2 separate regions of the Homo sapiens genome follow, and region 2 is linked to region 1. Evidence: chromatin loops called from intact Hi-C (ENCODE). Cell type or tissue: psoas muscle. All regions are shown on one strand. Links, peaks and the distances in the headings refer to the core of each region. The heading gives the core; the rest is flanking DNA. Region 1 overlaps MIR99AHG (mir-99a-let-7c cluster host gene). Region 2 overlaps MIR99AHG (mir-99a-let-7c cluster host gene).

The links. A loop is a pair of places that touch in the nucleus more often than their neighbours do. Peaks named below come from ENCODE experiments on the same cell type or tissue, not always from the same donor. Only the 100,000 strongest peaks of a DNase experiment are listed, where the experiment ranks them.
Region 2: it touches region 1 in a loop (2.5-fold over the local background); 2 of 110 quality-filtered maps call a loop at or near these places.

What each region holds. Positions count from the first base shown.
Region 1 is chr21:16,413,910-16,425,287 of GRCh38, forward strand. All of the region lies in intron 5 of MIR99AHG (mir-99a-let-7c cluster host gene), which reads left to right. Among named protein-coding and RNA genes, the nearest start is that of MIR99A, 120 kb to the right of the region's middle. In psoas muscle, for the core only: no CTCF peak of the experiment used is centred there; DNase peaks (open chromatin) are centred at 5,412 and 6,372; H3K4me3 peaks cover 6,271 bases; H3K27ac peaks cover 7,986 bases.
Region 2 is chr21:16,210,222-16,221,599 of GRCh38, forward strand. The region is part of intron 3 of MIR99AHG (mir-99a-let-7c cluster host gene); the gene reads left to right. Among named protein-coding and RNA genes, the nearest start is that of SNORD74B, 69 kb to the right of the region's middle. In psoas muscle, for the core only: no CTCF peak of the experiment used is centred there; no DNase peak of the experiment used is centred there; H3K4me3 peaks cover 4,553 bases; H3K27ac peaks cover 5,596 bases.

The sequences.
Region 1 (11,378 bases), core at 2,226-10,225:
CAGAACATGAACATAGATTTATTTTGATCTTCTTTAATTTTTTTATCAGTGTTTTGTAGTTTTGCACATATACATGCCATACATATTCTGTTACATGTATATCTAAGTACATAATGTTTAGATTCTATTATGAATAATATTTTTAAAATTTCAAAAGTCAAGTGTTTATTTCTGGTAAAGGGGAAAGCATTTGACTGTTGTGTATTAAGCTTGTGTCCTAAAACCTTGCCAAATTGGCTTTTTTTTTTTTAATTTCTTTGGGATTTTCTATATAGACATATCATGTGTGACTAGACAGTTTTATATATTCCTTTCCAATATTTATGTTTCATTTCCTTGTCTTGTATTATTTCATCAGCTAGGACTGCTGGTATGATGCTGAATAGGAGCAGTGACAGGGAACATCCTTGTCTTTTCTCTGTCTTGGGGGAGAGTATCTAGTTTCTCACTGTTAGGTATGATGCTAGTAGCTATTTTGTAGATGTTCTTCATCAATCTGAAGATGTTCTCCTCTATTTTTAGTTTGCTAACAGTTTTTATCCTGCTTGAGTGTTGGATTTTGTGAAATGTTGTGTCTTGTGTCAATTGATATGATCATATTTTGTGTTGACTTTCAAAAATTGAACCAACCTCGCATATATGAAATAAAGACCACTTGGTCTTCGGGTATAATTATTTCAATACATTGCTAAATTATACTGGCTAATGTTTTATTAAGGATTTTTATGTCTACCTCCATGAAGGATAAGGGTGTACAAATTTCCTTTCTTGTAATATATTTATCTAATTTTGGCATTAGGAGTAATGCTGGCCTCATTCAATGCGTTAGAAAGCGTTCCTCTGCTTTTATGTTTTGGAGGGGATTATGGGAAACTGATGTGAGTTCTTCCTTAAATATTTGGTAGAACTCACCTGTGAAACCATTTGGATCCAGTGGTTTCTTTGGGGAAAGATTATGAATTATTATCTCAACTTATTTTAGATATATGGCTGTTCGTGTCATCAATTTCTCTGTGTGTGTTTAGATTGTTCTTAATCTTTCTGAAACTAAAAAATATATTTGATAAAATATAAAAGTGCCTCTAGAGATTCCCTCAAAAAAAAAAAGCAGATTTATAGGCTTAGAAAATGGAATGAAGCTGGTAATGTTTAAAAAAAATTATACTGAGAATGCAAAATCATTTTTGAAATTCTGGTCAAATTAATAAGATAGATATCTTCCCTCCATTACTTCAATGTACCATATTTTTGTTTGTTTGTTTGCATGTATCTGTGTGCCTCTCTGTTTGCTAAATTAAAAAAATTTCTATTTTGACAATTACATGTCATATTATGTTTTATTTTAAATTATTTCCATATGACCTTTGTGGAGAAGATTTACTTAATCATTTAAGCTTATTTTCTTTATAATAGTTTGAGTTGTTTCATGATCACATTCAACTTAATTTAACTTTATTTGAAATTGTTTCTCAATGTATTCTGGTTATTCTCATTAAGAAATAGGTGTTCAAAATACCATGTCATTATTAGCATATCTTGCTTAAAGTGAAAGCCATTGTAGCATGGTTTGCAATTTACTTTGGAGTAACAATGGGGTTTTGTGAAGAAAGATTATGTCTCAGATTTTATTTTAAAATGTTAGAATTTCAAGAGATAAATAGTCTTCTTGGTCTCAACTAGCATGAGAAGTAGAGGGGAAATATTTTCATAAAAAGTAAAAGAGACTAACAATTGTAGTTTCACGCAACCAATATTATATTAGTTGTTTTAAGACAATGACATCATGTAGCTGTAGGATGACAAAAAAAATGGCATTTTTCAAATAGCACCTTTCTCCATAATTTGTTTATTATAATTATTTGAATATGTGATAATTACTAATATTGTCATAATAGTCTGCCACATTTACGAAAACACTGGACGTTACCACCTCAGCATTTTAATTGCTCACCACAGTGCCATTTTCTTTAGGACTGGTTGTTTTGCTTTCAGTTTGCTTCCTAGACTATCATCATGAGATCAAAAGCTGTGTTTTTTATACCACATGACAGCCCGATGCCCCACACAGGGTCAGCATTAAACTGAATTTTTGATAGGATCAGGTGAGCCAAAGGATGAATAAATGAGTACTCACGTTCAGGTGGCATCAGGTGGGAATTGTGGCTAGGTAAAATGGCATCTTGTTACAATGGTAATTTCAGTCACCTATTCCTTACCTCTTCTGGGCAGGCGGATTGATTTGCAATTGGCTTCTTTTCTTCTTTCTCACTCTACTAATACTAGATGGAAATCTCATTGACTCTTAACAACAAAGCAATTATCTTACCATATTCACAGGTTCTACCCCACCTACTAGGGAAGTAAAAGTATACAGGTAGTGGAAATCTTGGGGCCATCTTAGAATCCTGCCCACCACAAGCAGCAAAATATTCCTACTCCATTATGTTTCCCATAGCTACCTTGTGTCTTCCAACTTCGTGTGAGTGGTGTGTTTGTTGCTTTGCTTATGGGCAAAGATGATTTTTTGGGGGAGATATTTGATTAACCTTCTAATTTCTTTTATCTTTGACACCTTCAGTCTTCCTTCATTTACCTTTATACAGACTTTTTTATAAGGCCACTTTTCTTTTCCTTTTTCCTTTAGGGTCTCTTCCCTTTGCATAGATTATTGGAACTCTCCACTTACAAAGACTAGCTTTTATGCTTCCAACTCTTGATATAAAGTTTTTATCTAGCATCAGAACTTGAATGTGAGTTGTCCATGTGTCAGAACTGTCTTTCAAAATCAAAAGTTTCACATACCATTTTCAATTAACCCAAAGGAAATGCTAGGCACCTATTTATTCCACAATTATTTTTAAAGTCTGTATGTATTAATTGTGTACATACTATTTTATTATTTACAAAGTGAGTTAAGCACAGTATTCCTGTTCAAAATATGAAAATAAGTATCATGGAAAAGTGGCAAATGTGTCTTGTGTTCCTTCATTTTTAGCACCTTGTTATTCCTTTTATATAAAACTCTGGTGTACACACAGTTTTTCCTCTTTTCTGGAAAATGTGAATAAATTACATTTCCTTTGTACATTCCATGCTGTCTTAGACAAAATCAAACACTTGAGTATAGAAATGAATTGTATTCCAGTAGTAGATAGGACAATTTTTCACTCCTTTCAACTTAGGCATTGTATTAGTTTTCTACAAATAACAACTATAGACTGAACGACTTAAACAACAGGAATTTATTTTTTCACGATTCTGGAGGCAAGGAGTACCAGCTCAAGGTATTGGCAGGGTAGGTTTTTCCGAGCCCCATCCTTTGCTTTGCAAATGGATATCTTCTCCCTGTGTCTTCACATGGTCTTCTCTGTGTTTTTGTGTCCTAACCTCCTCTTCTTATAAGGACACCAGTCACTGGATTCAGGCCCATCCTACTGATCTCCTTTAATTTAATTACCTCTTTAAAGACACTAACTCCACCTACAGTCGGATTTTGAGGTACTGGGAGTAAGGACTTCAGCATCTGAATTTGGGGGGAGACAATTCAGCCTGTAACAGTCATGATATGAATTAACTGCTATTGTGCATGAGATGTCTAACGAAAAGACAGAAAAGAAGTGTAAAGAAGTGATTACTGAGATCAACAAATGTTGCTATAGGACTGCCAGTCTATAGCTACTGCAGATATATATATATATATATATATATATATACATAAAACAATGTGATAGTGGGTGATTTGTAGATGGTAATAGACCATTCAGAGAAACAAGCTGAATATTTTCTTACATTGGAAAAAAAGGGGGACACAAAAGAAATGATTTCCCAGCATTTTATTAGATTCCATAAGAATTCTGAGCATCAAACTATACACTGCTATATATGAAGCCAGATCCAATGGGAATCTTTTGATTTTACATATCGATCACTTTCAAAATAAGGATACTAGCCTTATTTGCTGTGCAATATTATCATGACATATATTTTTAATTTATTGGGTCTTTCAGTTTTTGTGCATCTATAAAGCCTAATAGTTCAGCCTCTCTGTAGGCATCTTTGCTACTTCCTATCTGAGGAAATAATGTTTTATTATAAAATTACAATTTTTTGTAATTTAGATCTCTAGTTTCTAAGATAAGAAAACAGATCTATCATTTGGGGCAAGAATAGAAACAAAATAAACTCTCCTCTTAAAGCAAGGGAAACAACTTTCTGAAAAAAAAAATTGAAGACACACCTTTCATGTATTTTAGGAACATTTCACTTTTGCTCATCTTCTGACTGCATTGTGAACCATCATAGCTAGATCAAAATTAGTTATGTTAATAAACAAAAACAAAAATTCTGTCTATTTGCCTTACATTAAGAGATATCCTTTTGCCTGATGCAACAACAGAAACTAAAATCTCTAACGAAAAACATGCTGGCTTCTCTCACCATCGTTGTCCAATAGGAAGGAATTTGGTCAGGAGTAAAAATAACTCAGTTATGATCCATGTTATTACACTCCTCTGAGCTTCTTTCTCTCTTCCACATGTTGAATGACTTACTGGTTTATTTTTGCCACATACATAATGTTTGGCTCCTATCTCATGTGCAATCAATCTTAATTATTGGATCTCTTTCCCCCCTACAATCAGATCATTTTGATTATTACTTTAATTGTACATTCCCTAACTAACTTCTCTCTAGTTTGTTTTTAACTTCAGGCTACCTGTGGGCATAACGTTGTACAATTCAGAATGTGAATTTTACACTTAGCCTAATAACTAAATAAGCTTAGAAATTTAGGTACGGTAAATTAGGTCACTTGGTACCTTTTCGTACAAGGAAAGCAAACTTCTTGTGTGCCTAGGTGTTGCTTTTGGAGAAACTTTCCTGAGCATTGAGGAGTCAGTGCTAACTCCTGCAAGCATGTGAGTCTCTCCGACTCTGTGATGCCAACTTACCATCTTGCTGTAGTCGAAGAGCTTTAGGTTGGAGTGAATGGGTACCATCTTTGTTCTTAGAGGTGGACTCTAAGGACCTTGTTTTTGTAGGAACACACAAGGGCTATTTTAGTGTTAATTTGAACACATCAGAAGAGTTTACATCAGAATTTCAAAGAAACGTAGGAATCCTTGTTACCTTTAAATCTCAAATTTTCTCCATGATATAAAATATCAGTCTTCTTTTAAAAGATCAGAAATTACCCCAATGACCAGATCCAAATGCTGAACAACAAACAGTCCAGATTTACCATGAGGAATAGGGTTAATATTTGCTCCCCAATGACAAATCCCAACCCGGAACAGATTTCAGCCAGGCAGCTAGCAAAGCTCGCGGGTGAACTGCACAGGCCATGGTGGGTGCAGAGCTCAGAGCCGGAAAGCAAACAGCTGCTGTAGCCTGATTTGAGTTAAAATAGTGTGAGTGTTTAGTCTGGCGCACGGCTTCAGGGGAGATTGGCAGCTGGGTCAAACAAAGTCCTTCCATTGGCTCCCTTCCCAGGCAGCTTCTGCTAGTGTTTAGGTACTAGTGCAGTGTAGAACCCTTTTCTCAGGCAAAACCTAACATCTGACCGCACCCTTTTTGCTATTAAAAAAAAAAAAAAGCTTCTATTTTTTTCCTCCTGTCGTTAAGATAAATTCTCCAGTAGACAACCTCTCCCACTAATTGTGTATTAGCAACGTATTTTATCTTGAGAGCTTGTACACTGGGCTCTCAACGTGGTGTGGAAGGTAGCCTGTTACAGTGCTGGATTCATAAAAGGGCCTTTATGGTTTGTGAAAGAATATCTGTGTGCTTAGGGAGGAAACTTTTTGATCTGCAGAAAAGCCAGAAGACATCTAGGTAAGGCTACGATATCAAATCTACTTTTTTGGGGGAAAGTTGGGCAGTGAGACTGCTTAATCGCAACCAATGTGAGTTTAGAGGGTGCATGTTCACTTTTGTAGAAGTTCAAAATGTACTGACGATTGTTTGCTTATTTTTTGTTTGTTTGTTTAAATCTTAAAGGAATACTGTCGTCTGCGTTTTTACGATTTTGTTTTCTTCTATTGAACCCATTACAGTGGATATAGAGTTTTATTATATAGCGAAATCTTTGTAAACTGCCACAGAAAGAAAGTGTTATTTAGAAGGGAAATTGACAAGTTTTAAAGAGTAATTGTACAATCATTTGAGGACAGAGGAACACTGCATTATACTAATAAGGGTTTAATTACCAAAAAAAGTTTAATGTTGCTTTGGAAGGAATATTAAGTAAGTTGTCTTTGTCTCTTACTTTTTAATTTTAGTCGCTGATTTAGCCTGTTGGGTCACATTTTTTGTTAGTGCTGAAGGCTGCCATGAATCCGTAATGAGGCCCCTTTGCACATGATTTTGGCACTTGGCCAAAATCAACTTCCCAGCGGCAAGCTTTCTCTAAAGAACCTGGAGCAATTTCTTTCTTTTTTTTTTTTTTTTTAAATCAGGAATCATGTCTGAAAGCTGCCACAACCAGTTGTATAGGCATGTCAAAATGACTTTATACAGTCAATATGAAACAAGCATTAAATATTTTTTCTCATGTTGTTGCTTTTATCATTATGAATTCCTTGCTTGTTGCCACCTAAGATACGATGGAGCAAGCACAGTCTTAAAGAAGATTTGCTGATTTTTTGTTTTTCTCAGCAGACCAGAGTAGGTATGATCATCTTATTGAGAAGTATACAGTGCAAAAAAGGTTTTTCAAAACACTACAGGATAAATAACAAATGAATTCTTAAAACTGTTAATCTCTGTAAGTAATACTCAGTGAACAGTAAGTAATGGAGTTTTCTAGAAGTTTCATCGTGCGCGCAATTAAGCTTAACATTTTTATAGTGTTTTTGTCTATGTTAAAAGGTAGCATTTGGGATTTTTAAAAATGTCAGCATTTGCTATATAATTTTAAAAACGTATTAACACCTTGATATTATTTCTAACAAATGTTTTAATAGAAATGCTTGGTATATAAACATGGCTGAATAACTTTTAAGTAATTGTGTTTAATTGCTGTTTTGCAATAAAAGGATAATTTTTCATGAAATAAATTTTGAAGCTCAAAGGTACTTAACATCCAATTTCTGGAACTGTTATTAATTTTGATATTACTATAACTGAATTTTGTTCTGTAAGCCAATTTTATACTCTAGTGTTTTAAGAGTTAAATTCACGAGTGGCAATGAAATACTATAGCAATCAAATATTAACACCTCAAATTTTCTATAGCCATTTTCAATAATATCTTTAGACATTAAACATAGGTACTCTACAGAATAATTAGAAGTAGAAAAGTGTAATATCAGTTGCTCTATTTTGTTTTTTTAAAAGAAATTTTATTATCACTATCGTAAATACTATTATGCCTTGTGTGTTAATCTGTAGTAATCCAGAGTGCAACTTTATTTTACTAGAAACAGTCATATTTCTCTTTAAAATATTGATGAGAATCAGATACATTATTTTTTAAGAGTGACCTAATTAAGAGATTTCTTAATAGGCATGTTTATTCTGTATTTGTCTTCCCTTTACAGTATAGAATATTGCAAATTTTGGTGATAGAAAAAATCATATTAATTTTAGGTAAATTTTAGGATTAGAAATTGCCTCCTGATTTCCTTCAGGTCATTTTTTGTAAATATACAATTTATATTTGTTTTGCTGTGGACCAAATTATGATACTGTAAAAACCTTGCTATTAGTTTAACCGAGGAATGGAGTGTTTGGAATTTTCATACTAGTCAACATTAAAAGCCATAGAAGTTATAAATTGTTATTAATAGAAATTTACCTAGATAAGGTCTCTTTGTATGTGAGTTTACAGCTGAATTCTTATTTAATGTAATCTTTGTAATTTATATAAAAGCAGTTAATAAAGGTAAATATTTCAAAACTTGGATTAAAAACCAAACATTTTCACATTTATTATCATGAAACAGGTGCAGGAAAAATAAGATAGCTTCTCTTGTTGAGCATGATTCTCACTTAAAAATTAATTTTGAATTCAATTTTAATTTTAATTTTAGCTCTTACACACATCTTCTGTTTTTATTTTTTGATTATTTTGAATCAGTTGTTGTACTTAGCATTTGAAATTGATAGATTATTTTTCTAATATTTACTAAGAAATGTTTTAACTGAAAATTATAGGGTATTCTTTGTTAATCAGAGCCCATAGCAAAGTAAATGCCATCAAATATAGAACTTTTGGAGTACACAGAAGTGTTAGTTTGCGAGTTCAGAAGAAACTTACTTGTACACGATTACTGACAAATGTTTTTTAGTTGAGGTAGAAACAAGTAAGTATTAAGGACAATTTAAATTATCTTCCTTACTGAAATAGCTAAAAAAATTGCTTTCTTTTGCTATGGCAATGCGTTGTAATTATTTCCATAATCTAGGCTTTTTAGCAGAATTATTAGCTAGTTTTCCTTAGGACCAAAAATGCAAAACACTGATTACATTTCCTTCATTGAGTTAACATTTTAAAAATACTATATGGAAATGTAATTACTTTTAAAAAGAAAAATATTTTAATATTTTTGTTGAATTTCTTCAATTTATAAAGAATAGCTCGAACAAGTTTTTCGTTCATCTTTTCCCCCATACTTATATTGGAAATATTAAAATCTATGAAATTTTACAATGTGGAATCTCTTTTACTCTTCAGAAAAAGTTAAATTCATTTATAGTTGTCAATTCAAATTATGGACTTTTACCATTTTAAATGTGACAGGGTTTTTTGTTTGTTTATTTTAATTATGCAACAGGCACTTAAAATACTTTCTTTCCCTCCAATTAAAAGAGACATTAAATAATTAAACATCAACTTTTATTCTGTATTGAAAAGAAAGCTTTACCATTGCAGTATTTTATCCACAATTGTTTAAATGTGAGAAATGTTTACAACAGGGTATTTTAGGTGAGCATTTATCATTTAAATGAAGTGCTTTGTTCTGAGGAGTCTAAAATTCAGCAATAAGATAAATGCATTGCTACATTAGATTGAACATCATTGTTGAATTTTTGGCACAACTTCAGTGACCTCGGCCATAAAAACTAGTATAGTCAGGATGATTTGGAATTTGCAGTAACAAAACTAGATATAGAAGCACGTGAAGACACCAACCTTTGTTGTTTTGGAGAAAGTATGCACTAAAATAAAAGATGATACCTTTCATATAAACTGCTAATAATAATACTTTGTTATTTCATTAATACAATAAAAGTGAAATATTAAAACAGTAATTATAATCTGTAATGCATTTGTAAGGCTTTTCTCATAAAATTAACTGCCATATTTTACTCTTTTATTAGATGAACAAATGTCATATTTCCAAGCAGCCAACATAGAACTATAGCTTATATAACCAAATAATTTTTTAATGTTACTTTGATTTATATACAATTGATATTGTATAGAAAGAATCACGTTAGCTGATTTTAAGTCTTGTTCAAATAAAAGAAGCATTGATTTGCACTTGTTGCAATTTTTTTACTTTATATTGGTTTAATTTTAAAATTATCACAAAGTAAATATTACTGTTTGATATCATTCTTAAACATTCATTTTACAAGCCACCTGACCTATTAGCTGTTTAAACAATGATGATTTATATCTTGCTATAAATTCTTCTCTCAAAGTCAAGACAAATAGATCAGTAAAAGAACCTCTTTTTTAATGCTCAAAATTTTTTCTTAAAAAACAAAGAATTTTTTTAGTTTTCTTTTGTTTATGTGTTCATGTGTATTTGCCAACCTGTGTTTTTGCCTACATCCTGAAATATATGTCTTTTGAACTCGAGGTTGGAAAGTCTGATAGCAGGCTCTTAAGTTTATTCTTATTCCATATTATTTTTTATAAACAAATTTATTGAGTTTCTTACTGAGAGTAAGTCGATATATGAATCAATATTAATGATCACATCAAATCTGAGGATTTGCTTCCTTTAAAGCGCTGAATATTCAGCATAAATTTGTGCTAATTTACGTGTTTATAGAGTGATTCTAAATATTTGATTAGTATTCGTTTTAAAGATTTACTAATTCTTTGAAAATCTGGAGAACTATCGTTTGCTTAAAAAACTAATATCTACTAAAGTTGTAATTGTCTCTGCTTTGCTATTATTGAAATATTACATAATCTCTTGTTTAAAAATATCATGAGACTAAGCTATCGTGCCTTTCTTTCCATTTCTCCCACTAACATCTGAGGTCAACGTCTGTAAGAGGAAATATCTGAAAATATTTCAAAAACATTTTCTTTCCTGTGATAATCAACTGCTTTATCATTTGCAGAGATTTTGAAAGGAGTAACTGTTTTATTTGAATGCTTAGATAAATGTGAGGAATATATGGGCTTTCTGTGGACTTCAGTTTTAAAACTAAAATAGAAAGTAAGATGGAGAGTAATAAAATGATATATTTTATAGCAACTAATTACAACTTGCTGTTCATACATAAACAACACGCTGGAAAGGTAGACAGTGGGCTTTGAGAGCAGCTTTCATTTACTCAGTCTGTAAGAACTCGTGAAAATGGTGTCAAAGGGATGGTGGTGATCCATTCTGTATGGTCCATGGTGCTTTAAGCTTATACAGTCATTTACCATATTTAAATCCCCGAGTCTTGCCTCAGAGCCCCAATCACCAATCTGAGATATTTTTACAAGGAGAGAGGAGTTACACACTCATTCTTGTTCACTGGAGGATCTGTGATAGCGTTTCCTTGGCAGAAGCAGGGTTCTTCTCTGTATAGTGATTTTTTTTAAATCCCTGTTTAGGTAGTTCAGCTCGTTCAGTTGGACAAATCAGCATTATAACCAAGCTGACTCAGCCTTAGCAAGGATCACTAGTTTTTCATTTTGCCCTAAACCTGGGCATTTTCCTGAAGAATATGGACAGTTGTGCATGAAAGGTCAAGTTGCTAAAAATTATAGAACATGCATGTTCTACTTATGAGTTACTAAGTTGTGTTTTGTGTTCAAAATAGTATATATAAATACATGTTTTGTGTACAGAATATTTAAACAGTGATAGAAACAGTTGTTCTGAAATTTAAGTTATGGGATTGGCTTTATTCCAATTCTACTTGAGATGTCATCCAAAATTACTTTTCGAAAGCACTGCTTTGAAAATTTCCTGTTACAGTCTTCATGAAGTATAGTGATCTGGATATGAATTTTCTGCTAGTACAGGAGTTTGGGAAAAATACAAGTATATGACTATTGCATGTTCTGTGGGATTCTAATCTGATCACATGCTCTTTCCTCTCCATTCCTTGGGCCCATTCATAAATATTCTATGGAGAGTTATTTTTTTTTTCCTGTCAACAGCCAATTTTAGTCTTTATTTTAATTTATTTCTTTTTAGAGA
Region 2 (11,378 bases), core at 1,407-9,406, 200 kb before region 1:
AGAGAGACTAGAGGAGCTTAGTTTGGGAAATAATAAGTTTGTGAGGGGTGATAAGAAAGCCGAGAGGCAAGTCCTTTTGGCAGTTGCAAGCAATGAAGGAGAGAAGTCAAACCTGGAGATGCGTATTTTAAGAGCCTATCTCAAATGTGCAGATCATACTGGTTTTCATATATGATTTTAAAAAAAGTTAAGAAAACATACGTTCTTTAAAATGCAATAAGGTTGTATAATATTCTCTCTGGACCAGTAATTCACACAGCCATCACAACACAAGTAAAACATGCTAATATCTTCTGGTAAACTACCTTTCACAATTCAATTAGATAGGTATTGTACCAGCTCCATTTCTTAATGTGTTCGTTTATCTCAAATGCAACAGTGTGGTAGGATTGTATGTGCCTGGAGACCCTGAGCATAGAAACAGGGGAGAAGAGAAATGCATTAATAAGTACAAGGCTTAAACTAAATATAAAGAATTTCAATATCACGAACATATAATAGCTTTAATCATGCTTGTTCTCAAACATTATTTATGGCAGTGGTTTATGTGATTTTACTTAATTAAAAATTAGGTAAACTGATTTTTAAAAATGTATATATAAAGAAAGCAAGCTATTATTTCTTTGAAAACTGAGCTTTTGCTTTGGCAAGTCTTGATAAAAGTAAGTCTCTAAGAAGTATTTCCATTGCATAAAGTATGGACAATACAAATGTAAAAGACTACACAAATTATAAAAATTCAGATGTCTGTACTGAAATTTTTTTCTCTAGTGACTAAATTCTCCATTCATTTAAAAATATATTAAATTCAAAATTATTGATGGGGCAGTTTATACACAAAAAGCAATAGCAATAAAATTATGCTTGATGGGCACACAGGTAAAGAAAACTTTAACTATATAAATATACACATATATACATATGTCTACATTAATAACATTATTTATTATAGTCTCCATTGTAATAATTGGCTGACCAATCAGCAGACTTGCTGTGTTATAAGGATATATCAGCTGATGTAATAGATAAAACCCCAGCTTCTTAGAGGTTCAGAGCTTGTTCAGATTACAATCCACGCAGTATGCCTTGGACAGTTTTTTACTCCCTGATTCAAAGACTGAAGTTCTTTCCATCTTGTAGCTCCACCAATAGCAACTTCCACAGTTGCTATTGAAGTATTAGTTCACACATGGGGAAATTTTATGGTCTGGACCTGGAGCAGACCCATATATACTCCACTCTTCAGTGCCCAGCCACATGGCCATACCTTGCTCAGGTGAATCTGGGCAATGTCATCTCTCTGTGTCCCTCATGAGAGCCAGATAACACACGTAGGATAACTTTGGTTGTATGTACAAACTCTGAGCCAGGCACTGTGGAGAGCACTTCTACAACCAGTATACATTTTCTACCCTCTAGATTCTTAGTAGTTACGGAACAGAACTTTCCGTAAGTCAGTGTTAATGCAAGGCTGGATTTATTAGCTTATACAGTAGAGGGATAAAGACTTTCTCATAAGGAGAAACTTTTTGCAAGGGGCAGTATTGGAACAGAGCTTGAAGCATAGGCAGGGACTCGTCATCAGCAGAGATAGAGGCTACAGCATGAAAAGTGACATGACAACAGGAAACTATAAAATGGCCAGAGATGAGATTCTATGATAGGGGCAGAGATAAAGATATCTGAAAGATATTTGTGGACTATCACATGACAGGCCTTAAGCACCCTATTTATAGTTCAGGAGTCACTTCAAAATCTTCAGCAAATGCTTGAGAAAGAAAGCAGTGTTCAGAACAAGTAGAATGGAAAGAAATTAGGAATGGGAGTAGTGCAGAGCAGCTTGAACTAATGCACTGGGAATGGAAATGAGAGAACAGGCAAAACATTTGAGAAAGTCGATTTGAAAAGGCAGATTGTTTATGTTGGTGAGTAATCCAGAGATTTTGTATTTCACTGACAGAGTGTTCTCAATCGTTAATCCTTGGGAATTATTTGATGAGTTCCAAAGGGCACTAACAGCTAACAGTCGATCTCATTAACTAAGGATCTGTTAAAACCTGCCAAGGCAAGAATTTTTTCTGGGTTTGACAATGACGTCTCTGAAAGCCTTGAACTTGAAGAGAAGCACAGTAAAAATATCTTCTGTTATAGCCACAAGTTACCACATTTTGCAAAACAAAACTGAATAATAAATTATATAGGATAGACCATGCCCCCACCTTTTTAAAAACTCATTAAAAAGTCTTTTTTATCTTTGTTTTTCCTTAACCAAAATTATATGGCTCTAATCTTCATTCTACATTCTCTTCTAGAGTTATGGTCAGGGTATAGATATTTTTTGAAATGATACTGAAAGGTAACATTTCAGAGAGTTTGAAGGCATTATGAGTCTTGATTCTGCTAGACTTCAGTGAAGGAAAAGGTAATATTGGAGTTCTTCTTCAATGGCACCTGTAAGTCTCATCTGCATAATCAAGAATACTGTATTCACACCATAAAGGGCACTCTTGAAATAGGGTTTTGAGGGCCATTCTTTTCTCATTTTTATGATGCAGGGGAAGTATTTAAACGTTTGAGGAGTAAAATAGCCTCTTCTATTCCCATTAGACGTAGCTGCAATTTACCACAATGTAAAACATCAAATAGTGTTGATGTAGAATATGTGAAGTCTCATTTTCAGGTATTTGACTTAAGAATATTTTTCACTGGCAACTGAGACTGTTAGTCCTCCAAGAAGATAGCCTAAGTCTTGCCAAGTTCAAAATGAAAGATCCTCCTCAACTCCGTCAGAGAAGGGGTAACAAAGTTTAGATGACAGCCATAGAGTCATAATTAACATGTAACTTTTAGATTGATAATTTAAATTATTCCAACTTTCAGAAAAATTGTCTTACTACCCTCAAACATATTATGTGCTATGTATAATTGTTAAGCTTAGAATGGCAATTGGAAATATAGTGTGGTAGCAGAATTCAAGTGGAAGTGCATTAATTGTAATAAAAAATTGTATCTAATCATGTGGTTTCCTGTTATAATGGGTAGTAGTATTTATGTGCTCTTTAAACACTTTGATCTAAGGTGTAGGTTTCCTTTCAATAATGGATACATTCCAAAAATATTTAAAAGGGAAGAAAAAGACATATTAAACGTGTTTGAAATTTACTTTTATTATTTCCTACTCGTTGATGGTATTGAGAGAGTGAAGAAAATTTTGATTAAGCAAGAGGAAAAAGGACTAAGTTACCAGAAAATATGGGTTTTAGCTTAGTTTCCCTCCTTATTGGCCATGAAACTTGTCTGAGTTTTTAGTTTTTATCCACATAACCATTCTATCCACTTCACAGAGTTATTTTGAGGGCCAAATTATTACATGTTTTACATACACAAACAGTGTATAAAATCATTTCCCTTCTGAGGTCACTCTAGTATTTTTATAACATCATGGCTTAACTCCACTGACATAAATCCCATGGCCTATTGTTGCGACTTTCTGATCACTCATGAGTCTGTAGAGGAGTCTTGGTCCTCAGCCTACCGATGAGTCTGTAGAGGTGTCTTGGTCCTCAGCCTACCAGTCTCGGCTTTTAACACCTGGGAGAATGATACAATTCCAGCAATTCAGTAAGGTAAAATATTAGGGCAATGACTGAGATAAAAAAAAAAAGAAAGAATATAAGTTTTACCCTATAATTGGTTGCTGCCAAAGGATTATTTTTCTACATTGCAATTCTTATTACATCACACCACTCTACTTAAAATTATCTGTTAATGTTTTTTCAAGTCTCTTGGTTTTTGATTTTGGCATTTCTTCAAATCTATCTCATGTACTAGAATCTGTGATTTGAGAATTTAGGCTGAAAATGTGTAAGAATCAGGTGCTCTTGTTAAATTTTGTTGAGTTGGAATAAAACCACAACAGAATACTTTTGAGTTTTTAAAAAATAAACTCCCACTGATTTTTAAATAGTATGCACTTGGAGGGAAAATTTTTATTTTGTTTTGCTATGCCTCATCACCATTTCTTTTGCTCTGCAGGACAGTACTACAGAAGGACTAAGTATATAGGAAACTTGACTTATTTAAATAAGGCAGTGAAAAAAATAGAATATGGGGAGTAAAACAACCTCTGAAGCTAAGTCTGCATATATAATAACTGGGTAAGTCTTTCAGTGAGTTTATTGATTAGTAACAGGGGTTTGATACGTAAAACAGAGCAAATTGCATATAGGTATGATTTGAATGGGCTAACATACTTACAATTAATATAAAATATTTCCAGATTAAGAATTATAAGCACACATTAAAATAAGAATAAAGAAACTTTTTCAGGTGTCTTGAAGACCCTGAAGGATTTAGTGAGTCATCAGTGAGACATATTAATAAGGATGAGTATATGTATGAGTACCTGTTGGGTTTGTTTTCCTATCGTTTTTTCACTCTAAGTAGTAGCATGTATTTTCTTTTTTCTTTTTGAAATGGAGGTTTGCTCTTGTTGCCCAGGCTGGAGTGCAATGGCATGATCTCAGCTCACCGCAACCTCCGCCTCCCACGTTCAAGTGACTCTCTTACCTCAGCTTCCCAAGTAGCTGGGATTACGGCCATGCGGCATTACGCCGAGCTGATTTTGTATTTTTTTTAGTAGAGACAGGTTTTCTCCATGTTGGCCAGGCTGGTCTCAAACTTCCGACCTCAGGTGATCCACCTGCCTCGGTCTCCCAAAGTGCTGGAATTACAGGCTGAGCCACCGCACCTGGCAGGTAGGATGTATTCTCTAGTTCTTTTACAAAAGGAGGATTTTCATTTACCTGCACTTTTTGTTCCCCAAAGAGGGAGTCCTGGAGTCTCTTGGTGTGTATAGAAAGGCTTAAATATTTTAGCCAGTCCTTTGTAACTTTTTCCTTGCTTGTCAAAAGCAATAATATTGCCATCATTGAGAAATGGTTTCAATGATGGCGACACTTCACAGATAAGAACAAGCTTATTAATCTTGGGAAACTCACAAATGATTATTGAGTCTCCTAGATTGCTAAAAACAAAGAAGAATTAATTTTTTGTCCTGAAGATTTAAGGTAATTGTCCACAGCTTAATAATCATCAGGAAGAGGATAAACTCAATCACAGGAAATACAACGTAGTAGTGAAATTTGTTCAATTACAGAGGAAAGTTCCATCGGAAATGGTGGAAATCCTGGCACTTGGAATAAGCAAAACCAAACAGGACAAAGTACTAAACTACAATTAGTAAGGTTCTAATACAGCTCTAAAAAGGAATGCTTCCTATATTGATGATAATTAGTTGATGATAGATTACTGAGCTGAAAACTTGACATTTGATTGCTACTTTTAAGTGTTAGGCAAATTAAGAGGTATGGAAAATTGGACATATCATAGTGTAAATGAATTTATTTTCTCCATGGCAGGATTTGGTTGCTTGTGAACATATAGCAGATTCTCTAATACTCATAAGGCTCCCTCTTTCCTTTAATACGAAGGATGTAGGAGAAGTTCAGCAAGCACTTATTTGTTAGGTTGAATTCTAAATATGGACACAGTGCAGTCTTAAATTATGTTAGAAAAAGGACATTTGGCTTAGTGAGACACATTAATCATAGTGCAGTCTTAAATAGATCTGAGGACTTACAACAGTGCATAGATATGTCTTTAAATCAGCAGAAATTCAGAAGAACATGGCAGGTTAGAAATGATAGGATGATAACTTGGATTTGATTATGGCAAGATTAACTAAGCAGCTGTTGAGATTGGATAATGATATGTGAGGTTCTCATCACCCTGTAACTTGTTTCCACTAATACAGATTAAGAATGTCTGGAGGAACTATAATTATCTCTGTGGCTCGTGCATAACATAATTATGTTTTGCCAGTGCAAAGCATTTTATTAAGTGGAAAATGATTTTTAAAAAGTTATACAAGTGGCTACAAGAACAAATCAACTAAGAACAGAAACATTGGCACTTCATAATAGTAATGTGAAAAATACTTATCTCTTTTTGTTATATGGAGTTTTCAGAATTTAAAGCCTTGTTTATATGACAGATACATGAGGGATTATTTCAGTGATGTTGACCCTCTTACTGAAGTTTGTGCCCCAGGTGTCCAGACCACAAAATAGAAAATGCAATCTTTGTCTGCCTTACATAAATACAGTACTGAGATCAGCTTGTCTTTTAAATGTCTGATTGCTATTTAATTACAAAAAATTTGTCTTTAAACAGAGCACCCAAAACAACAAAAAAACAGTAAAGAACTCATTTCGGAGCCTTGTAATCCACCCTACCACATAAAAAGAGGGTGATATGTCTGACAACTCTCTGTATAATCAGGTTTATTAAGTGATAGTCATTATGCATTTTATAAACACTACCCTAAAATATGTAATGTGAATGTATCTGTTAATCAGAAAAAGCTAACTAAAACTGAATGCAATGTACTCATTTCCATTCTGGTGGCATTCTTACATAATGATTTTAAAGCAACTGTGATGAGATAGAAAGAGTGTTAAAGCTGTAGTGAACAAATGGGAATTCAAATTCCAGCTCTGAAGTGTTCCGGCTGGCTGAGTTTCTTATACTTTCTGAGCCTCCGTTTATCCAGTAGTAAAATGCAGCTATGAATTTCTACCCCAGTGGGCTGCTGAGAGAATTAAATGAGATAATTTATGTGAACAATCTTCTTAGAATATGTTTATTTAATCTGACCTTGAAAAATAATTCACAAAAAATGTGTCAGAGTAAGTTTTCTCTCGTCTCAAAGGAGAGAATATGAAGTAGATTAAGTGACATTTTTGAAAAAAGTTCCACATTTGAAACTTTTATTTATAAAATTGTGAATTTATCTTTAGTTATAGAATAACTTTCCTCTTCCTTTGATCTTTTTAAGCGTAATATTTAGCCCTCTCTTTATTACTCTGAGAGAAGATGAATATTTTAAAACTATTTATATCACATGTCTAAAAGTATTTCTCATTTTTTTCTTAAGCTCTTTTTTGAATATTTATAATTTCTTTCCCTTTTATTCTCATATTTCACACCTAGTATTTCTGCTTTCATTTCATTAATCTTTTTTTAATAACTTGGCACCTGGGCCTGTTTTGCAGCTATGTGCAGCAATCTTAAGTACTATGTATAGTTTAGTTTTCAATCAGTTCCTTGCTGTTACTTTCTGCAAATAAAAACTAGCTTAGCTATGCATGTGATTAACATGGCCCAGGTATTCCTATTACTAGGTCTTTCTATTACTAGGTCTTTCTTTCCTTCTGTGTTATTTAATATAAGGCAAAATAGGACCCTGCCGCTTACCAAGCTTTCAGGATCCTCCATCTTCCATCTTCCACTAATCCCTTCCTATGTCTCTATGAAAAATATATCTCTAAGATGGTGGTTGACAAGAGTGTGAGAGTCAAATGGTAAGGAATATTGCTTGGAAATAAGGCTGAATTAATAATTCCAGAGAAACATTGTGAAATAACTTATAGGTACATAAATTCACTATATTTAGATCTGCCTCATACTTTTAAACCAGCAGCATGATAATTCATAGCATGGACTTATCATCATACCATATATTGAAACATTCCTCTATTGTTGGATGGTTATTTCATTTCCTCTGCTTCATTGTTTTGAACATCCCTATAATAATCACCACTGTATATGCCATTTTTTGCAGAAGTGGAATTCCTAGTTAAAAGTTGAATTTCAAAATTGTTCTTGACAGTTTATACTTCTAGCAACAAAGTCTCTAAGTCTTACTATTAAGAGAAAATGCAAGACTTAGAACAATACATTTTATAAATGACATGTATATTAAAAAAGATCTATTATGTGAATGTATCATATAACTTGAATGATATACACTAAACACTTAACCTCTGGGGAGGAAAATAAAATTAAGAAAAGGTGGGGAAGGAAAATTTACTTCAAATACATTTGTATTGTTCAGATTTTTTACAGGAAAGATGAGTTTATATACTGCTATGTGTGTATATATATATATAACATATATATATCTATATATATATATAGATATATATAGATAAATTTTTTTTTTTTTTTTTTTTTTTTTTTTTTTTTTTTTTTTTTTTTTTTTTTTGGAGACGGAGTCTCACTCTGTCGCCCAGACTGGAGTGCAGTGGCGCAATCTCGGCTCACTGCAAGCTCCTCCTCTCAGGTTCATGCCATTCTCCTGCCTCAGCCTCCCGAGTAGCCGGGACTACAGGCGCCCGCCACCACGCCTGGCTAATTTTTTTTTGTATTTTTAGTAGAGATGGGGTTTCACTGTGTTAGCCAGGGTGGTCTCGATCTCCAGACCTCATGATCCACCCGCCTTGGCCTCCCAAAGTGCTGGGATTACAGATGTGAGCCACCGTGCCCAGCCTACTGCTATGTATTTTTAAAATAAAATTAAAATAGAGACACAAAGGTATTACTATAGTGGTATCAAAGTAAACAGTGTGAAAGCATCCAACCTGAATTTCATAGCTGCAGTGTGATGGCATTTTTATTCAGCTATTTCTAGGCATATTTTAAGGTCTGAGACTCACCATATGCACTATCATGTAAATTTATTTTTATAGGTAAAAACTGTAAAGTAATAAAACAGTCTCAGTTTCCAGAGCAAATCATATCCATCTGTACTGCTGGGTAAATGTAGTTCTGATTCAACCACATGAATAAGATTACACGTGTTTTTGAAAATCACTATTTGCTGAAGATCATAAGCAATTCACATGCTTTGTCTATGGTTAATTTTGGTAATAAGATGCAAGACAGCTCACAGATCTTTAAGCTATATCTAGAAATAGTGCTGATTGAATTTAAGCTGATTATGCAGCTTATTTTGGTCGTTTGCCCTCTTCCTAAATTCTAAAGTTCAAAGTTTAACGTGAAATAGTTTTCTCAAGTTTAGCTCTAGCCAAAGTCCATGAAATGGCTTATGTCTGTCAATAGTTGACCTAATAGATTTGTCCTATGTTGACACTTTGTTCTTTTCATACTAGACTGTGCGTATCATGTAGGTATGTTATTTTCAGTGTGCTGTGCTTTAAAATGGGATTAGAAAGTCATGGAGAATTTTTTGAAAATGTTTTGATGTGTTAGTGTTTTTTGGTAGGGTTTTGGGATACATCATTTATTTATTAATTAATTCATTATTCTGTATTTATTCTAGAATGTCATCAGTAATGTATTGAACTACCAATCATGTTAGTGGAGATAACAAGGCAAGACCAGTATAGTGACATTAGAGGCATAAAATCAATGGGTTCTATAAAATATTTGAGTTGCTTTATAAGAACTGTGTATCAACAGGAGTAAAGTCATCAAGAAGAACCTCTTCTACCAGTGCCATCAAGAAAGGGTTCATTTATATGGGGAAGCTCCAACAGAATCTGGATAGACAGAAATAGGATTCTTTTTCACAGGCAGGGATGGAGATATGTTTTAGACATGGAACATTTGAGAGGATAAAAGAAGCATGAAACCACATGTCTGGTACCTGTGACTACTAAGGCATGTAAATAAGGCATGCTGAGAGATGAGAATGAAGGTAAGGTGGTAAAGCAGGGGTAAGATTTTGGAAACCATTAAAAACCATGCCAAAGTTCATGAACATTTTCCTTTAGGCAGTGAAGATCTTTTAAGGGGTTTTCAGCAGGAGAGCAACAGAGCTGTACATTTTAGAAAGAGCCCTCTGGCAGAAATGCAGGGGATGAATGGGGAATGCACAATAAGAGGCGTTAAATGATTCCTTCTGGTAATATTGGGACATAAAATAAAGCCTGAATGGTGGGGATAGAGAGGAAAGGATTTGATGCAGTATATGTTAAGGAAGTAGTAGGGTGTGTGTGTGTGTGTGTGTGTGTGTGTGTGTTTTCTTTCTTTCTTTCTTTTTTTTTTTTTTTTTGACAGTTTCACTGTGTTACCCAAGCTGGAGTGCAATGGCACAATCTCAGCTCACTACAAGCTCCACCTCCCAGGTTCAAGCAATTCTCCTGCCTCAGCCTCCAGAGTAGCTGGGATTACAGGTACATGCCACCATGCCTGGCTAATTTTTGTATTTTTAGTAGAGACGGGGTTTCACCATGTTGGTCAGGCTGGTCTCGAACTCCCGGCCTCAGGTGATCCACCTGCCTGAGCCTTCCAATGTGTCGGGATTACAGGCGTGAGCCACCACCCCTGGCCAGAAGTAGTATTAACAAGTCAAAGTCAATGATAAAATTTGGATGATGTGGAAGAGGCAGTAGATTCCCAAGCATCTGTCTTGGGTTAATGGGTAGATGGTGATGCTGTTCACCAATAGGAATAGGAAAAGAGGTTTGGGAGGCAAGAGTGAGAAGTGGTTAGTGTTCAGTGTTTAGCTATGTTTTGTTTGGAGTGTTTATGTGGCAGCCAGGTGGAGATTCCAAGTATGCAGTTCAATATGTGGGCCCAAAGGTTAGAACACAGGGACGAATTAGAGATGTAGATTTGTTGGTCATTGACGTTTCATAAATGTAGTGTTAATATCGCACAAAGCAAAATGTTTAGAGGAGGAAGAATAACATTAGGAATAGCAACCTGCCATATATATATATATATATATATATATATATATATATATGACTTACCAACATAATCCATAGGGTGTCACAATTAGGAGTTTATTAGGGACGTTTGTGAGACCAGTCTCAGTAACATAGTGGAAGTATAAGTGGAGCACCCACTCAGTGCATAGTAGAATAAAATACAAATGAAAGAGTTAAAATGAACAGGTTCATGTTCTTTTTTGAGGAGCTTAGCTATGTAGGGGAGGGGAGGACATTAACTGGAGGAATTCACAGGGTAGAGGGATGCATTAATTAATTAGACAAGAGACACAAAGGCATTACTAATAGTCTATGGGAAAATAACTGGTGGAGTGAGAGACTGAAAATGTAGAAGAGATAGGAATTACTCACAAGGCACAGATACAGCAACTCTCAACACAATGCAGCAGAAAAAGGGCAAACTGGCTATTCTTATTATTGAGAAAATTGTGGATGATAAAATAGAAATTATGGTATATGAAAGGACAGCCTATTAACCACTTATATAGCAATGTTTTAAACCTGCATAGGTAAAACGGCCGAAATGGTAGTCTTTCTTCCAAATCTCTTTCCCTCCACCATATGCTAGACACACCCTTTTAATAAACAGCACCACAGTCTACCTTGTTGCTTCAGCTGAAGACCTGAGTTGTCCTTGATTCTCTTTTCCACAGTTTATTCTCCAGACATCTCAACTTCCTATGTTCCTGTCAATTTCTACTACTGCATTCTAATTGAAAGTATAGTTACGTTATCCCCAGACTACAAGAGTAGCCTAACTTTTCTCTCTGCTTATCT